Regions from separate parts of the Homo sapiens genome. Here region 2 is linked to region 1. The links are chromatin contacts, found by Hi-C or POLR2A ChIA-PET in ENCODE. All regions are on one chromosome and are shown on one strand. Each heading gives the region's core, a stretch centred on a gene start or an enhancer-like site at or near the end of the contact. The rest is flanking DNA. Distances are from core to core; before and after follow the strand shown.

Region 1 (3,945 bases), core at 806-3,305:
AGACGGCGCCACTGCACTCCAGCCTGGGCAACAGAGCAAGACTCCGTCTCAAAAAAAAAAAAAAATAAGAGTATTGTGTATCTCCAAATTGCTAGAGGAAATTTCAAATGTTCTCACAAGATGTTAAGTATTTGAGGTGATGAATGCATTAACTAGCTTCATTTAATTATTCCACATGATATTCATGAATCATAGCCATCACTTTATACCTCATAAATTTATACATTATTATAAACTGTCAATTTACAGTTAAAAAAAAAAGTTGAAGAAATCCAGGAGGAAGTCTCCATCTCCCTTTTGTTTTTTTGGCAGGGGACAGGGTCTGGCTTTGTGGCCCAGGCCGGAGTGCAGTGGCACAAGTGTAGGTCACTGCAGCCTCAACCTCCTAGACTCAAGCAATCCTCCTACCTCAGCCTCCTGAGTAGCTGGCACTACAGTTGCGTGGCCATCATGCCTGGCTAATTTGTTTACTTTTTATAGAGACGATGTTTTGCTATGTTGCCCAGACTGCTCTCCCAACGTTTTTTTTTTCTTTTGTTTTGTTTTGTTTTGTTTTTACGGAGTCTGTCACCCACGCTGGAGTGCAGTGGCATGATCTCAGCTCACTGCAATCTCTGTCTCCCGGGTTCAAGCGATTCTCCTGCCTCAACCTCCCTTGTAGCTGGGATTACAGGTGTCTGCCACCATGCCCGGCTAATTTTTTGTTTTTGTTTTTAATAGAGACGGGGTTTCGCCATGTTGGCCAGGCTGGTCTCGAACTTCTGACCTCAGGAGATCCGCCCGCCTCGGCCTCCCAAAGTGCTGGGATTACAGGCGTAAGCCACCGCGCCCAGCCTGGTCTCCAACTTCTGAGCTCAAGCAATCCTCCCACTTCAGCCTCTCAAAAAACGGTGGGATCACAGGCGTGAGCCACCATGCTGGGCCTCCATCTCCTTTTAACAAAGGAGTTAGAAAATAAAAATAAAGTAAAATAGAAGAAAAAAAAAACTCTCACAAAACCTTAAGAAAGGCCGGGCGCGGTGGCTCATGCCTGTAATCCCAGCACTTTGGGAGGCCGAGGCGGGTGGATCACCTGAGGTCGGCAGTTCGAGACCAGCCTGACCACCATGGCGAAACCCCGTCTCTATTAAAAATACAAAATTAGCCGGGCGTGGTGGCATATGCCTGTAATCCCAGCTACTAGGGAGGCTGAGGCAGGAGAATCGCTTGAACCTGGGAGGCGGAGGTTGCGGTGAGCCGAGATCGCGCCATTGCACTCCAGCCTGGGCGACAGAGCGAAACTCCGTCTCAAAAAAAAAAAAAAAAAAAAACTTTACGAAAATAGCATTTTATGGTTCTTCAGAAAAGCAAAAAACACTCCAGTGTACTTCAAAGAACACGGCTTTAAAGTCTGCCCCAAACTATTCTCTGGAAAATATCCTCAAATGACAGAAAAACAATAACATGCCAATCACAACCTTTACCTGAGCGTCCTGCGCCTCTCTCTCTGGCACCTGCAGGCACTGGGAGCGGAACACCTTCCAGCTTCGGGGTGAAGACAAAGGGCCGTGAGGGCTGCACCCCGACTCCAGCCCGCCGGCCCGCCCCAGCCCGCTGGAAAGGACACCCCTGGAGCAGCTCTGGGACTTCCCCGCCTACCTGCGCGCACCGCCGGTGCTACAGCCGGGGCAGGCGCACGCGAACACGTGCAGCAGACGGTGAAACGGGGAGCCTTCCAGCGGGCAATACACCTGCACGACCAGAGCGAGCGGCTGCCCGCAGCGCTGACACACGGGCCTGGGCGCAGCCACGGTGGGCAGAGCATCCTGAGGGGACAGAGGAGGCGCTCAGACCCCGACTCCCCCCAGGACCTCGCCCACTCCCTCCGCACCCTTCAGCAGCACCCATCGACCCCAGCTCCGGCACCCGCCCTCACCGGAATGCCGCCCAGCTTGCTAGCAGTCCAGGCACCCGGCCCTGTGGGGCTGCCGTGCACCGGCGCATCTCGAAGGCCCAGCAGCACCGGCTTCAGAACGGCCGCCATGGCCGCCGGGCGACCAGGTGAAAACGCAAACTACGGCGGCCTCTCTGCGCACGCGCAACGCTACGCTAAAATGATAACCCCGCTCCCTTACTAGGATCCGATGCGGAGGCGTGGCTTTAAGGCGCGTGCGCTCAGGTCCCAGAGCCACAGAGGCGCCGCTGGCGTCAGGGGCTCGAAATCCCGGAGTCCCAGGCATTATGTGCCCCTTAATGCGCTGTGATAGGAAGTACACACCATCTACTAGGAAGTAGTTTTGCCAAAAAGCTAACTTTCTTTTTTCCTTTTTTTCCTGAGACGAGGACTTGCTATATTGCCCACACTGGTCTTGAACTCCTGGGGTTCAAGCGATCCTCCCGCCTCCGCCTCCCAAAGTGTTGCGATTACAGGTGTGAGCCACCAGAAAAAAGCCTTCCCGGAAAATAAAAATTTTAGGTGGGATAATGGTATTATCAGTCATTAACAAGAACAATAAAGTTTTTTAAAAAGTTAAAGTTTTTAATTTTTAGAGAAACACACCAAAATGCTTATAGATGAAATACCTCCGATTTGCTACTACATAATTAAGGTGGTGGGGTGTAAATACAGTAAGATTGACCATGAGTTGATAATTGTTGAAATTTGGTGCCAGGCACATGGAGATTTATTCTATTTGGGTTTTATATGTTTGAGATTTTTCAGTTTTTATTTTTGTTTTGTTTTGTTTTGTTTTTGAGACAGAGTCTTGCTGGGTCGCCCAGGCTGAAGTGCAGTGGCGCCATCTCACTGCATCTCAGCCTCCCAGGTTCAAGTGATTCTCCTGCCTCAGCCCCACCCAGTAGCTGGGGTTACAGACGCCCACCACCACGCCCGGCGCCCGGCTTTTTTTTTTTTTTTTTTTTTAGACGGAGTTTCGCTCTTGTCGCCCAGGCTGGAGTGCACTGGCGTGATCCCAGCTCACTGCAACCTCTGCCTCCCAGGTTCAAGCGATTCTTCTGCCTTAGCCTCCCGAGTAGCTGAGATTACAGGCATGTGCCACCATGCCTGGCTAATTTTGTATTTTTAATAGAGATGGGGTTTCTCCATGTTGGTCAGGCTGGTCTCGAACTCCCAACCTCAGGTGATCCGCCCACCTTGGCCTCCCAAAGTGCTGGGATTACAGGCGTGAGCCACCATGCCCGGCCTTTTTTGTATTTTTAGTAGAGACGGGGTTTCACCATGTTGGCCAGGCTGGTTTCGAGCTCCTGAAATCAAGTGATCTGCCCACCTCGGCCTCCCAAAGTGTTAGTATTACAGGTGTGAGCCACCGCGCCCAGCCACACAATACAGTTTTTTCAATTCCTGCAGCACAACATGGGTGAATTTCAAAAGCATCATGGGAAGAAGCCAGACACAAAAGGCGCCATTCTGGTAAACGCAGAACTTCGGAGGGAAAAAAATCAGTTCAATGGTAGTCAGGAGTTGGGATGAGGGAGTAGGACTGGACCACAAGTGTCAGGAACTTTTGAGGGTGAGGAAAATGCTGTATATCTCATCTGTAATGGTTCTAAGACTGTATATACACTTGTGAAAACTCATAACTGTATACCAAAGAAAGGTGAATCTTACTATATGTAAATCACACCCCAATAAACCTGACTTTTTAAAAATGCAGGCTGCAAAAACATTATTTTAGGATTCATAACGTGGTATGCAAAAGAAATGAATGTTTTCAAGGATTTACACCTCAAAGGAGGAAGCACCAGCCTTTGTGAGGTTTGGCTCTAGCCCAGCAAGGATCTGGAGATGAAACCCATTTACTCCTTTTTTTACCACACTTCATCCTGATAGCTTTAAAAGGCCCTGTGATGCTGGGCACAGTGGCTTGCGCCTGTAATCCCAACACTTTCGGAGGCCAAGGCAGGAGGATCTCTTAAGCCCAGGAGTTGAAGATAAGCCTGGGCAAC
Region 2 (3,945 bases), core at 386-2,885, 95 kb after region 1:
TGGGTGCGGGGAGAGGAGCAGTTGAAAGTTTTGCCGAATCAACAGACTTCAGGCTATTTTCCATCTGCATCACAGCACTCATCACACCTAGTGCCAGTCTATTTATTTATCTGGCCTACCAGTCCTGGAGTGCTTTTATTGTCCTTGTCATCTGTGCAATGCTTGCAGCTAGCTCATGTGTATTTATCGAGGAGGGTGGGTGGCTCAGCTGGGAGAAGAGGAAGGCAGGCCAGGTGGCTGGGCCTACTCAGGAGGGGCCCTAGTGCGAGCAAGGGTGCTCAGGGGTGCCTCTACATCACGCTATTTCTGATTTCCTGGCTCTGGACATTTCACCATTAGCAGAGGGGCAAGACAGCCTGTTCTCACAGGGGGATGGCCTCTGCCAACAAGCCCCTCTGCACTAGACTGCACTGGCCCGAGGCAGTGGGGAGGCAGCAGACACATAGGACACATAACCCATACATGGGCTGGCCTCAGAAGGACTTCAGGCAAATGCTGTTTTATGGGTGCTCAGGTTCCTGGTTTGTAAAGAGGAGGGAGGCTGCCAGAACAGGCCATTATCCAATCCTGTGAGATCTCCTAAGCTGACTAGAACCAAAAAATTAATTCAGGAAAGCCAGTTCTATCTGAAATTATATTCCATGAACTCTCCTATTTGTTTCCTTCTAATCTGCCCACCAAACCTAATTTTTCTAGCACATCACGCAAGCCTTTTCAGCAACTCAAAATTTTAAATCCTACTCTCTAAAAAGACAGCAACATTGCCATTCAATCACTAGTCCCCAAAATTAGCAACATTTCATTCTTTCCTTGACTCCCACCTGCTGCTGGCCTCCCACTTTCAGAGACGGTCTTTTCTCTGTTCCCATTTTCTCCTTTGATTCACTTTTACTCTCTTCATTTTTTTTGAAGAACACCTGCTTTTCTCTTCATCCCTACACCTTGGGTTTTCTAACTACTCAATAATGCTCCCCTTTCTGTTAGAAGACCACTTCACATGCGAAAAGCCCTCCATGAAATGGAGTTATTTATTGGGTACTCTGATATATTACGTCTTTAATACATTCCTGAATTTCTCTCTCACTTTTTGCAAACTTGGAAAAGGTCCAAACGTACACAAAAGCAGAACATAACAAGCCCCCATGTACCCATCAAAACACTTCAATCCTATGGCCAGGCACAGTGGTTCAAGCCTATAATCCCCGTGTTGTGGGAGGCTGAGGTGGGAGGATCACTTGAGCCCAGGAGTTTGAGACCTGGGCTCACAGCCTGGGCAACACAGCAAGATCCTGTCTCTACAAAAAAATTAAAAGTTTCAATTCCATTAACATTTTGCCATGCTTTTACCATCTATCCTTCCCCATCTTTTTTCTTTTTTTGAAGTAAATCCCAATCAACCAAGACTCAGTATGTGTTCAAGCTTCCCAACTTATCTTTTAAAAATTATGTTTTACATTTGGTTTGAACCTCAACCCCAAAAAGGTAATTTTATTTGGTTGTTATATTGCTTAACTCTTTTAATCTAGAACAGTACATTCTGTGTAATTTCTTTTAATGCTACTGACTTGTTGAACAAATCAGGTCAACTTATTACAGGATATGCCACATTGTGAATTTGTCTGGTTGCCTTCTCGTGGTATTGCATAACTTGCGTCACTACACCCCACATTTCCTGTAGACTGGATTCATTTTAGAAGCTTGATTAGATTATTTCAGGGTTTGTTTTTTTTTTTAAAGAGGGAGAAGTAGAATATTATTAATATTAGATGTGTTGTGCGGTTCTTGCTGCAGCACATCAGGAGACGTGATGACCTGTCTCCATTTCCATGACACTAAGGCTGATCAATGAGATTTGGGTGCGGAAGGCCTGATTCTCCCAAATGCGGTTCCTCAGCAACCTTCCAACAAATGGTTTCATCCTCCACTGTTGGCCACTGGTTGAGTCACCGAATTGATCACAGTCTGCAAAGTGGAGATTTTTCTCTCATCCATTAGGGCTATTTGGTTACCATGAAAAACAGTTTCTACTGGAAAAGCAGGAAATTTGCTTATTTCCTTACTTTTCTCCTTTTAATTAGCATTTATCAGAATAATGAGTTGGTTGCACATGCTTGTCTTGACAAATCAAAGTCAAAGGGTCCAGTCCCTCCACAGTGACAGATGCCCAATGGCCTTGGTGGCTTCCACCCACGTAGAATGGGCTAGACAGATGGTAAATCATGTTTGTTGACCACAATGCAAATTTACAGAATCACCCAAATTCCAGCTGCTTAATTAAGTACAGCTTCCTCTACAGGCTAAAGTCTGAAGACAATTTAGGTAATAGCAGATTCACCTCAGCAAAAAAGTAAGCCAAAAACACTGACCTGAAATTAGCAAGTTTCAAAACTGGATTCATACAAGCTTTTTATGAGGTGAACTTCAGTTTCTGATTAGCAGCAGCAATATGAACTTTCATCTGGCACATACCATTAGGAAATATTTACTCCATAATCTGTTACAGAAGATCTACCAGTCAAAACAAGTAACACTTACTTTTACCTTTAGGGCAAAAAAAAAAAAAAAAAAAAAAGGAACAGGATGCACATTCAATTCCATTAAGGTTAATGCAAATCGTATTTTTGAAACCAGCTTCTAATATTTTCCATTATTGTTACTCTACAATATTTCTGGTATATATCTATCCAAAATAAATGTTAATATACCTGAATTAAGGTCCTTAATTAAGAGTCAGTCAGCACTCACAGATAAATTATTTCAAACATATTCACAGGTAATCACATAGTATACAAAAGAAATTTGTTGTTGTGTCAAACTGAAAGCCAAGATGCAACTGTGTAAAGATTTGAGAGCCAGGCCCAGTGATACATACTTGTAGTCTCAGCTACGCAGTCTCAGATACGCGGGAAGCTGAGGCTGGAGGACTGCTTGAGCCCAAGAGTTCGAGGCTAGCCTGGGCAATATGGCAAGGCCTAATCTCTAAAAAAAAAAAAAAATATATATATATATTTTTTTTTTATAGTATATATATTTTATAGTATATATATACTATATATGTATATATAGTATATATAAGTATATATGTATATATAGTATATATATAAGTATATATGTATATATAAGTATATATGTATATATAAGTATATATGTATATATAAGTATGTATATATAAGTATATATGTATATATAAGTATATATATGTATGTGTGTGCGTATGTGTATATATATACATACATATATAAAAAATACATATTTTATATATATGTCTGGCATATATATATATAATACGTATATATACATATAAGTCTGGCTGCTTATTCACAAGATGGTAAATACTTGAAAAGTCAATAAAAATGCTGGAATTTATAAAATACAGTCTCCTTAGAGACATACAACTCCTGGGAGCCCCATGGCTGCCCTGGGTTCCTGGACTGCCTACATAGAGGACCAACACCTCTCAACACTGAGGACCCAACGTAAAACCAGAGCCCTGGAGCTACCCAGTATGAAGAAGGCAAGGGGAGAAGTGGCATCGCTGCTCACTACAAAAGAATGGCAGGGCCCAGCCTGCTGCCCTCCCATCCCCTGCCCTTCAGAGGTGTACCTCACCTTGCCTCCTACCTGGCTACTCAGAACAGACACCAGAGTGGCCCCTCTTTACCCTTCTGACCTCACCCCTGCTTCTCTCCCTTCCATTCACTCTGTTTTAGCCACAGCAGGTTCTTTCCTGCTCTTCCAACACTCCAGGCTGGCTCCTGCCTCTGGGACTCTGTGCTCGGCGCTCCCTCCGCCTGGAATCCTCTTTTCTGGGCCAACAGGCTTGCTCTCTCATCCCTTTCAGGCCTTTACTCGAATGTCACCTTCTCAGTGGTACCTTTTCTAACTACCTTCTCTAAGATCGAAACTCCCTTCTAGCTACATGAAGGGAGAGATTTCTGTCATGTT

The links. A loop is a pair of places that touch in the nucleus more often than their neighbours do. ChIA-PET counts read pairs that join two places held with the same protein, here RNA polymerase II (POLR2A). Pooled maps may share reads with other maps.
Region 2: a loop to region 1 is called in a pooled map, with 2.4 times the contacts of the local background. The contact joins the enhancer-like site here to the promoter of PDCD2L in region 1. A Hi-C loop is called at or near these places in 1 of 50 pooled maps. POLR2A ChIA-PET finds 5 or more read pairs at or near these places in 4 of 52 experiments (GM12878, T-cell, activated CD4-positive, alpha-beta T cell and 1 more).

The regions. Positions count from the first base shown.
Region 1 is chr19:34,402,509-34,406,453 of GRCh38, reverse strand. It overlaps PDCD2L (programmed cell death 2 like), which reads right to left and starts at 2,055. Exons shown (of 7, transcript NM_032346.2): 1 at 1,916-2,055; 2 at 1,639-1,805; 3 at 1,464-1,524. The coding sequence starts at 2,023.
Region 2 is chr19:34,306,866-34,310,810 of GRCh38, reverse strand. The region is part of intron 2 of GARRE1 (granule associated Rac and RHOG effector 1); the gene reads right to left. Among named protein-coding and RNA genes, the nearest start is that of GARRE1, 54 kb to the right of the region's middle. RefSeq lists an enhancer at 1-321. Within about 2 kb of position 1,635, at least 12 of the 41 ENCODE cell types and tissues checked have a DNase peak (open chromatin) inside an H3K27ac peak, as active enhancers do.